Linked DNA regions of Homo sapiens: region 1 is linked to region 2. A link is a contact called in ENCODE Hi-C data. All regions are on one chromosome and are shown on one strand. The core of a region is the stretch at or near the end of the contact, and the rest is flanking DNA. Distances in the headings are between cores, read along the strand shown.

Region 1 (4,134 bases), core at 283-2,782, 450 kb after region 2:
ATCTTTTCACAGCAAACCTATTAGGTAATTCCTATTGTCCCTATTTACATATGAGGAAGACACGATTTAAATTTCCTAACTTGCTCCTCCAGCATTACACAGCCTGAAACAGTGAGTTTGGGAATCAAACTTGGCCTGTGCCTTGACCTATTTAGCTGTTTCCAAATACTGCTTCCAAATATCCATTTAGTCTGAGTAGGCTTGTTTTTTGGAGAGGCCATCTGAAGCTCTTTCATACCATGCTATCTTATTACTTTTGTTGAATTTTATCTTATTCAATTCGAAATAAAACAGAGGTGTCACTAAAAAAGACAAGTTATATAGTACTTTATAATAGCTATATATATAAAATTTGACCAAAAATGAATAATTTTTCATTATTGTCAAGGACAGTGGAGAAACTGTCTTGTCATAACCCAGAGCCAGAGGTAGAAAACCAGGTTTTGTGAAGACTATGCTCAGCTGTCATTCATTTTGTCTTTCTCCCCTCCTCCCACCACCAGAAGCTAGGAAAAAGGCACAGAATGGTGTGCTGTTGTCTTAACTCACCTGCAAGAGTCTATTTCAGGGGACATGCAGGTTTTTCTGAATATGATGTCCACCAGAGATCCAGAGATGGGAGCAGACACTCAGGTCCATGGGACAAATGTAGGATAAATTGGGAGTAGTTTGATGGAATATTCTTATACCCCACACATGTGTCTACACAATCTTCTCTTTGTAGCCCTGATCATTCATTATGTGATAAGGTGCTATGTTTTCCAGCAAATTTGGTATATGCAGCCTGGTGGATAAGCATCTAGGCTTTGAATTGGGATAAACTGGGGATTGAATCTTTGTTCTTCTATTACTTACTCACTGTATGTCTGTGGAAAATTTATGAAACCTCTCTGAATTTTGTTTTTCTGCCGGTAGAGTGAAGCTAAGAAGACTTACCCATAAGGTTCTCAAGGACATTAGATGAAAGCATTTGTATAAAGTGCTGAATATGGTAGCTGGCACTTAGCAAGGACTGGGCAAATAGGAGTTATCATAATTATTAGGTTTACAATTCTAAACCTTTGGTGAAAAGTAACAATCCAAGGCATTTTTCAACAGCCAATTTTAAAAATGAATAGCTTCATGCCTTCCCTATAATATTCTTGTTCATATCGGTTATTTTCAAATGGAAATGTTTTTGAGGTCTTTTCTTAGCTTAAGTTTTTGAATTGAACCCACTTTCCTACTATAGTCACAAAGGATTCTCAATGTTCGATGCTAATATCAGAATCTAAAATCAGAGTCTTACAAAATTTAGGGCTAAATGAGCTAAGGGCACAGAAAAGCTCAAAGTGGCTTGTGTAACCAAAGAACAGCTACTCCTTCTCATTTGCCTCATTCAGGGGATGAATTGCTCCTTCTCTTCCTCTTCATCCCCCACATCCTAAACACATTTCCTGAAAGACCTTCTGGTTAAGTTCTCATCCCCTTGGCAAGGCAACTTGTCTGCTGAGCCAGTCAGCTGTCTCATTGAGATTCACTGCCAGGTGGACAGCTTTGATGGCAAGGAGGTGGCGTTCCGCCCAGTTAAGCAGCTTTCAAGCCTCAAGCCATAAAGATGAGCTCCTGGCCCTCCTTCCTCCAGGAGGATACTGCAGACATATTGCCTGCCCTTGGAAGGATGGCTTTCCTGTGGTGCAAATTATTGAGCTGTGCAGAACACCTTACTTACTGCTCTCTCCTCAGAGCACTTGAGACACAGACCTTGTCCAGTTTCTTGTGTCAGCTTTTTTTCCCGTGAAAGGTGCTGTTCAAGTAATTAGCTCGAGTTGGAAGCAAGCAGTAAGTTAGGGGCATATGTGTTTTTTTTTTTCAGCTGAGGCTGATCTTTGCATATACACCAGGGGAAAAAATCCTATGCTGTAAGATATGTACAAAATAAAAGAGCCCATGTTTCTGAATGAACATTTCTTTTTTCAATAGTCCTTGCACACCTTTTCAGCTAGATAAACCAATAGCTTTACACCTTGAGCAATGATGCTGTTTTCTAGCCCATTTTATAGACGTGAATATTAAGAACAAAAGATGGCCACAGACTTGAATATGACATTTTAAAAACGAACAGAATATTTTACATATTTTTATCAGAAAGGTATATGTGTCCATTAAAAATACAGGTGGGGGGAAACAAAAATCTCCTATTAAGACAGCAAGTAGAGAAAATTGTCATGGAGGAAACCTGTTTAGAAAACTCACCAGTAAAGAATGGGCAGTTGGAATTTTGTGAGGAGCACTTGCTGGGAGTGGGCTATGCTGTTGTTTTCACCGATTCACTGCCTCTCAGAAAGGGAGGCAGAGAGGAGCTGCCTCTCCCCTTGTGCATGTGAGAGAGGGTGTCAAGGAAACTCTGGGTCTTGCTATGCTTACGCAGGAGTTTGGTGAGCAGAATGTGCCAATGTCCAACATCCACCTGGAAAATCTAAAGGCAGAGATGAGTCATCCAGCTGGTTAGCTAGTGAAGCAAAAAAAGAACTGTTGCCACACTGGGGTGAGCTGCTTGCCTAGAGTGTGTCAAGCTGAAATGTGCGTGAATATTTACTGCAGGACATCAGGGTGGAGGTGGAGGATTAAGCCAAATGTGAAACATTTCAAATCCTGCTCAACAGGATACCCTTAAAAAGGGCTGGACAGGGGACTCAGATAGAGACACTCCACGTGGAAGACCACAGGAAAAGAAAGTGGAGTACAGCTGGAGTAAAATGAATTGTCTGCATCATGGGATGTTCCATCACATTTTGGCTTTGTAAAGAAACAAAACACACATGTACCCAACAATGAGTCAATCTGCCAAGGCCAGAAGTTGTGAAGCCATCTTTTGAAAGCACCAGTTTGCGTAAGAATGTTTCTGTCCTTCTTTGCCATCTTTCCTGTCCTCTATGCAATTTTTTCTATTCTCCTCAGGGTTAGCCAAATAGAGAAGAAAGGGTGGACGTCAACAGTGGGGAAAGAGGAAAGAAAGGCTACGTGCCACCACTCCCAATGTTGGTTGCAGGCAGTTTGATTATAGTTGCTCCTAGCAGGCCAGCTGAATGAGGAATGGCGAATCCTTATGTTTAAGACTGAAGTGTTGGCTAACATATTAGATGGGCTGTTTTTGAAGAAACACTGTGTATTGCAACCAACATCACTGTAAGATTTTGGTCTAATAATCAAAGTTGTCATAATATTCCAGGGGTAAGGAAAAAATCGAATAAATATTAAAAGGATAGTAAGAGATGTAAAAGAGAGTCATATAGACTCTGTCACAGCTGCACAGCTGCTGTAGTAGCTCAAAAAACAGCCATGACAGTATGTAAATGATGGGTGTGGCTGTTCTCCCATAAAATTTGCAGGCTACCGTGGCCCATGAGCTATAGCTTGCCAACTCCTGTTCTGCATCATCATTTTTAATGACTGCATAGAGTTCCATTCTGCAATTTTAACCAGATCCTATTTAATCATTACACTGCTGTTGGACATTTAAGTTGTTTCTAAAGTCTGCTACAAAAGGTGATGCTTGGATGCACATCTTTGTGCATAAAACTTGATGCCCATCTTATTTATTGTCTGTTCCTAACGTGCAACTTCTGGGACAGTTCCCATTTTAAGGGCTTTTGAACAATATTGCCAAATTGCCCTCAAGAAAAGTTGTAACAGTTTTCTTACTCACCAGTGGGGTGAGAGAGTGTCCATTTCCCTACAAGATAGACTACAAAGGGGAACCCGTTGCACATACATCTCACACATTTTAAAATAACGAAATGGAAGCTGGGCAGATTGTGTGCCTGAAGTGGTTTATTAGTTACAGTCTTGGTCCAGGAGATAGTGAGGCCCAACTGTCTCTGTTACATGATGCTGCTTCTAAGAGACACAGTGAGAACAGATGATTATCCACTTCTGAAATCTCTGGCTACTGTCTGGCATCACATTTTCTCGATTTTGTTTCCATGGGCTGCCGTGATTACAAGCAGAGTGAACCAGTGAACCAAACCGAGAGTGGGCACACACAGTAAATGATAACCCTATTCTAACCTTGTCGCACAGTGTGACCCTGGGCAAGACCCTGAACCTCAGCTGTGTGGCAGCTTCTCCGCAGAAAAATGTGACAGCACCCTC
Region 2 (4,108 bases), core at 988-3,487:
GTTTTGCCTACATTGCACACAAGGGTACAGGTGCCTCCATCCAAAGCTTAGTATTGTATTAGAAGATCAAGTCAAGGAACGTTTTGCTAGGCTTTTATTTTTATTTTTTATTTATTTACTTATTTATTGAGTCAGAGTCTCGCTCTGTCACCCAGGCCGGAGTGCAGTGGCGCGATCTCGGCTCAATGCAACCGCTGCCTCCCGGGTTCAAGCGATTCTCCTGCCCCAGCCTCCCTAGTATCTGAGACTACAGGTGCGAGCCATCACGCTCCGCTAATGTTTGTATTTTTAGTAGAGACAGGGTTTCACCATGTTGGCCAGCCTGGTCTTGAACTCCTGACCTTAAGTGATCCACCCACCTCGGTCTCCCAAAGTGCTGGGATTACAAGCGTGAGCCATTGCGCCTGGCCAAGTTTTGCTAGGTTTTTAAAACACTATTGTTTGCCAAAATTCCATCAGGTGCTAAGGCATACATTATACAAATTTAGATAGTTCCAACATTACAAGATGTTCATTGTAATCACTCATACCCAAATTCAACATGTAAAACTCCCAAGCCCGAAACCATCACCTCCTCCTCGTTAGTTTTCAGATAAGGTGTTATTTATTCTATAAAGGGTAACCTAAACCAGGAATTTCTAGGGAAACACGAAGGGGATGTTTACATCAAACTGTCTACAAGGCAGGACGAGGCAGTCTGATCACTTATCAGATTCCTTCTCTATGACATCAAGGAACATGGAGAAGTTTTCCTTCTACGCTGGTGAAGTCATGGTCCTCTTATCTATCTGATGATACCTAGGAAACACTAGCCTCCAACCGCAGCCCCTACTGCAAAAAGGCAGTCAGTGCCCATTGCCGGGGTCTTCCCAAGCGGAGCACCTCAAAAGCCGCACCGCGCAGTAGAGGTCTCCAGGGGCCCCCACTCGCCCCCAGTGACTACGGAGCGGCCTCTACCTCCCGCCGGCGCCTGGCCACTTCTCCTCCCCCGCAGTCTCCGCTTGATTTCCATGTGACTGCAGGCAAGAATAGCCCAGCCTTTGTGCCTCTGCAAAGAACGCAAACAAAAATGTACACCATCACCACCCAACAAACGCGCAACTCCGCAAGACACAAAGCGTCTCCCAAACATCGCTTCCCTGGTAACATCCGGCATCCTGGGGCTGCCAAATCGCAGACAAAGACGCCCATCAGCGCGGGGGGTGAGGAGACTAAGGGAGAGACAAGACCAACGTGCTCCCACCAACGGGAGCGGCGGTTAAAAGGGCGCCGGTGCCAGGGGTGAGGGACGGGGCACCGGTACCAATTAGCGGCTCGCCTCGGGGTCCCCGCGGCTAAGGCGAGAACGCAGGACCAGGAGCATTGCTGCCCACTCTCTACCGCAACCCGCACATCCCGGGACCACGTAACGGCGGATGGGGCGTCCGGGAGCGGCCCCTGCAGGGGAGAGCAACAGGCTCCCGCGCCCTGGAGGCCTGGTCTGCGCTCCGGGCCCCCAGGCTAACACCCCACCCCCAGCCCCCCGACACCAAGACTGTGCCCCTCTGGGTCAAGGAAAAGGAAAAACTTTTAAACCTCTTAGTCAGCGAGAGCAAAAGAAAGGGGTGGCGGGGGTGCTGAAAGGTCTAGGATTATCCACCGCGGGGCTGGGGGGAGTGGAGACTTGCGAGTAGCAAAGGAAACTTCTAGACCCCATCCTTTTAAAAAAGCCACAGCAGCGGCTTCCGCGAAGCGCCGGGCCGCGCGGGGTGGGGCAAGCGCACCGCCCCACCGCCCCACGGCCCGCCGCCACCCCTACCCCCACCCCCACCCCCACCCCCATCCCCGCCCCCACCCCCACCCCCAAGCGCCGAGCCCAGGGCGCCCGCGCACCTTCCCCGCCGGCGCGCGCGCAGGGCGCGGGGGCGCGCCTCGGCCTCTGGGCCGGGGCTCAAGCGCCGCTTACCCGGCTCGCGGCGCCCGCCCAGGGCCGCGACGCGAGGGGGCGGAGGACTGGGGAGCAGGGGTCGCCGGGGCCTCTGGATGCCTCGCCTCGCCCACGCTCACTGTCTTCTCTTCTGAAGTAACGACCCGGCGAGGAGCTTCGGATCAAAACGCACAGACACTCACGCGTGACTGAGAAACTTAATCCCGCGGTGGCCCGACGCCAGCCTAGCGCTCCGCCGCGCCCCCTCCCCCAGCGCGCGCCGCACTTGCGCCGACCGGGGCTGCCGCGGAGGCGGTGGCGGGGCCCAGGCTGCTGGGGCTGCCGTGACGCCTGCGACCGGCGGGGCGGCGGGCGCGCCTTGGCCAATCAGGGGACGCGGCCGAGCAGGCCTGTGCGGGGTTTTAAACTCGCTCCTGGGCCGCTCGACCTGGGGTGTGGGTAGTGGACTTGTGAGGTGGTCAGATAAAATATAGGCTGCTCTGTTAAATGGGAATTTCAAATAAAAAAAAAAAGGAATAATTTTAGTACAAGTATATCCCATGCAATATTTGGGACGTACTTATGCTAAAAAGTTCTTCGTTGTTTATCGGAAATTCAAATTTAATGGCAGTCTTGTATTTTTATCTGCCGATTTTGTCAACCTGCGGAAACTGATAGCCTGTTTCTAGCTCCTCAGATTTTCCTTATGTGCACTGCCCTGTGGATGCTTTCTGCATGGGTAGCTTACTGAATGGCATAGGATGCTTATGAGAAGCGCTTTAATCAGAAGGGTGGGGGCAGTCCTCTCACTTTCTAAGTAACTTTTCGCACATCAGGGTGCATTCTTAGTCTGATGATCCAATTAAAAAGCAAAAACAGTAAACATGGAAAAGTTATTAGAGTTGCATGGCCCCAGGAAGAACAGATATTCATTTCTATTTTGTGCCACTTAAGATTTTCTTTCTGTTATCCTCAATTTGGAAGTCCCACGAATTTTTTTCTGCATAAGAAACTCTTTTTCAAAATATCCCTCTGATATTAGATTATAGGACCAAAGGATACTCAGAAGTCCAATTTAGAACATTTAAAAGAATTTCTTTTAATATTCTGAATAAAAATACTTTTTTCTCATATTCCTTGGACTTTCAAACACATTCACAGCTGTTGACCTCTCTCTTCCTAGAGTCCTCCCCACCCCACCCCTCTTGTAATTCCATGCAATCACACTCTTGGTTTTGCTTCTTCCGCTTAGTCAAGGGCGGATGTATGGGCTCTGAAGCTTGTACAATTGGGAGCTCTGCTTTAACCAAAAAAAAAAAAAAAATCTTTCTTTAGAAAAATTCAAAAAATAAATGCCCATGTAAACACATTGCTAGGGTTGCTCCCAGGCAAGAGAAGGACCCGGAACGTTAAGCTACATCAATTTCCAGGTAGATCTGCCCCTGTCCCCAGGCCACTCTTCAGTCTTCTTTGCCTCCTCTCCCCCAATCTTTAGATGCTGGAATTCCTTAAAAATCAGTTACGGGCCCTCTTTTCCTTTTAACTCTTACCTCTAAATACATTTTCACTTCTAGCTTATGATCTCGTACCTACAGAATCTTACATTTATACCTTCAGATTTATCCATATATTCAAGTGTTTATTTGGCTTCCCTGTTTGCTTGTCTCAAACCTAGATTGCAAAAAAAAATGCAGCCGTGATACTTCTGCTCAAGCCTGGTCATCTTGTTCAGTGTCCCAGTGAATGGAACTGCCATAGATGCTACATGATTCCCACAAACTACGATAAACCCATTGTGATGCATTCTTATGGTACCCTATGCTTTTGCTTCATAATATTTTTCCTACTTTGTAAATATGCATTTGATTTTGTAATTATGCAATGTCTCTTCCCTCTTCAACCATAAACTCCATGAGAACAGGGGCTAAGTCACCATTTTATCCTCAGAGCCTAGTAAAAACTTCACACTTGGTTGGCACTCATATGAAATAGGATGAATATACGACTGCAAGAATGAATAATTTCTCCATATAACTTTTGTGTTCTTGTCATAGAGTCACCTCAAGGCATCCCATTTGGAAAGGATTTTCTTATTGCTTAGAAATTCCAAAGGGATCCTCCTGTTTGAATAGCACTTCTACTTGTCAGTTTTCAAATCTGGTCATTCTCAAATACAAAGGAAGTACGTGCATGAAATGTTAG

The links. A loop is a pair of places that touch in the nucleus more often than their neighbours do.
Region 1: a map of chondrocyte shows a loop between it and region 2 (2.1-fold over the local background). The contact joins the enhancer-like site here to the promoter of MPDZ in region 2. A Hi-C loop is called at or near these places in 1 of 168 maps with a recorded cell type or tissue (chondrocyte).

Annotation. Positions count from the first base shown.
Region 1 is chr9:13,726,804-13,730,937 of GRCh38, forward strand. No RefSeq gene overlaps it. Among named protein-coding and RNA genes, the nearest start is that of LINC00583, 200 kb to the right of the region's middle. Within about 2 kb of position 1,533, at least 3 of the 41 ENCODE cell types and tissues checked have a DNase peak (open chromatin) inside an H3K27ac peak, as active enhancers do.
Region 2 is chr9:13,277,455-13,281,562 of GRCh38, forward strand. It overlaps MPDZ (multiple PDZ domain crumbs cell polarity complex component), which reads right to left and starts at 2,238. Exons shown (of 47, transcript NM_001378778.1): 1 at 1,946-2,238. RefSeq lists enhancers at 1-429, 430-1,145, 1,146-1,861.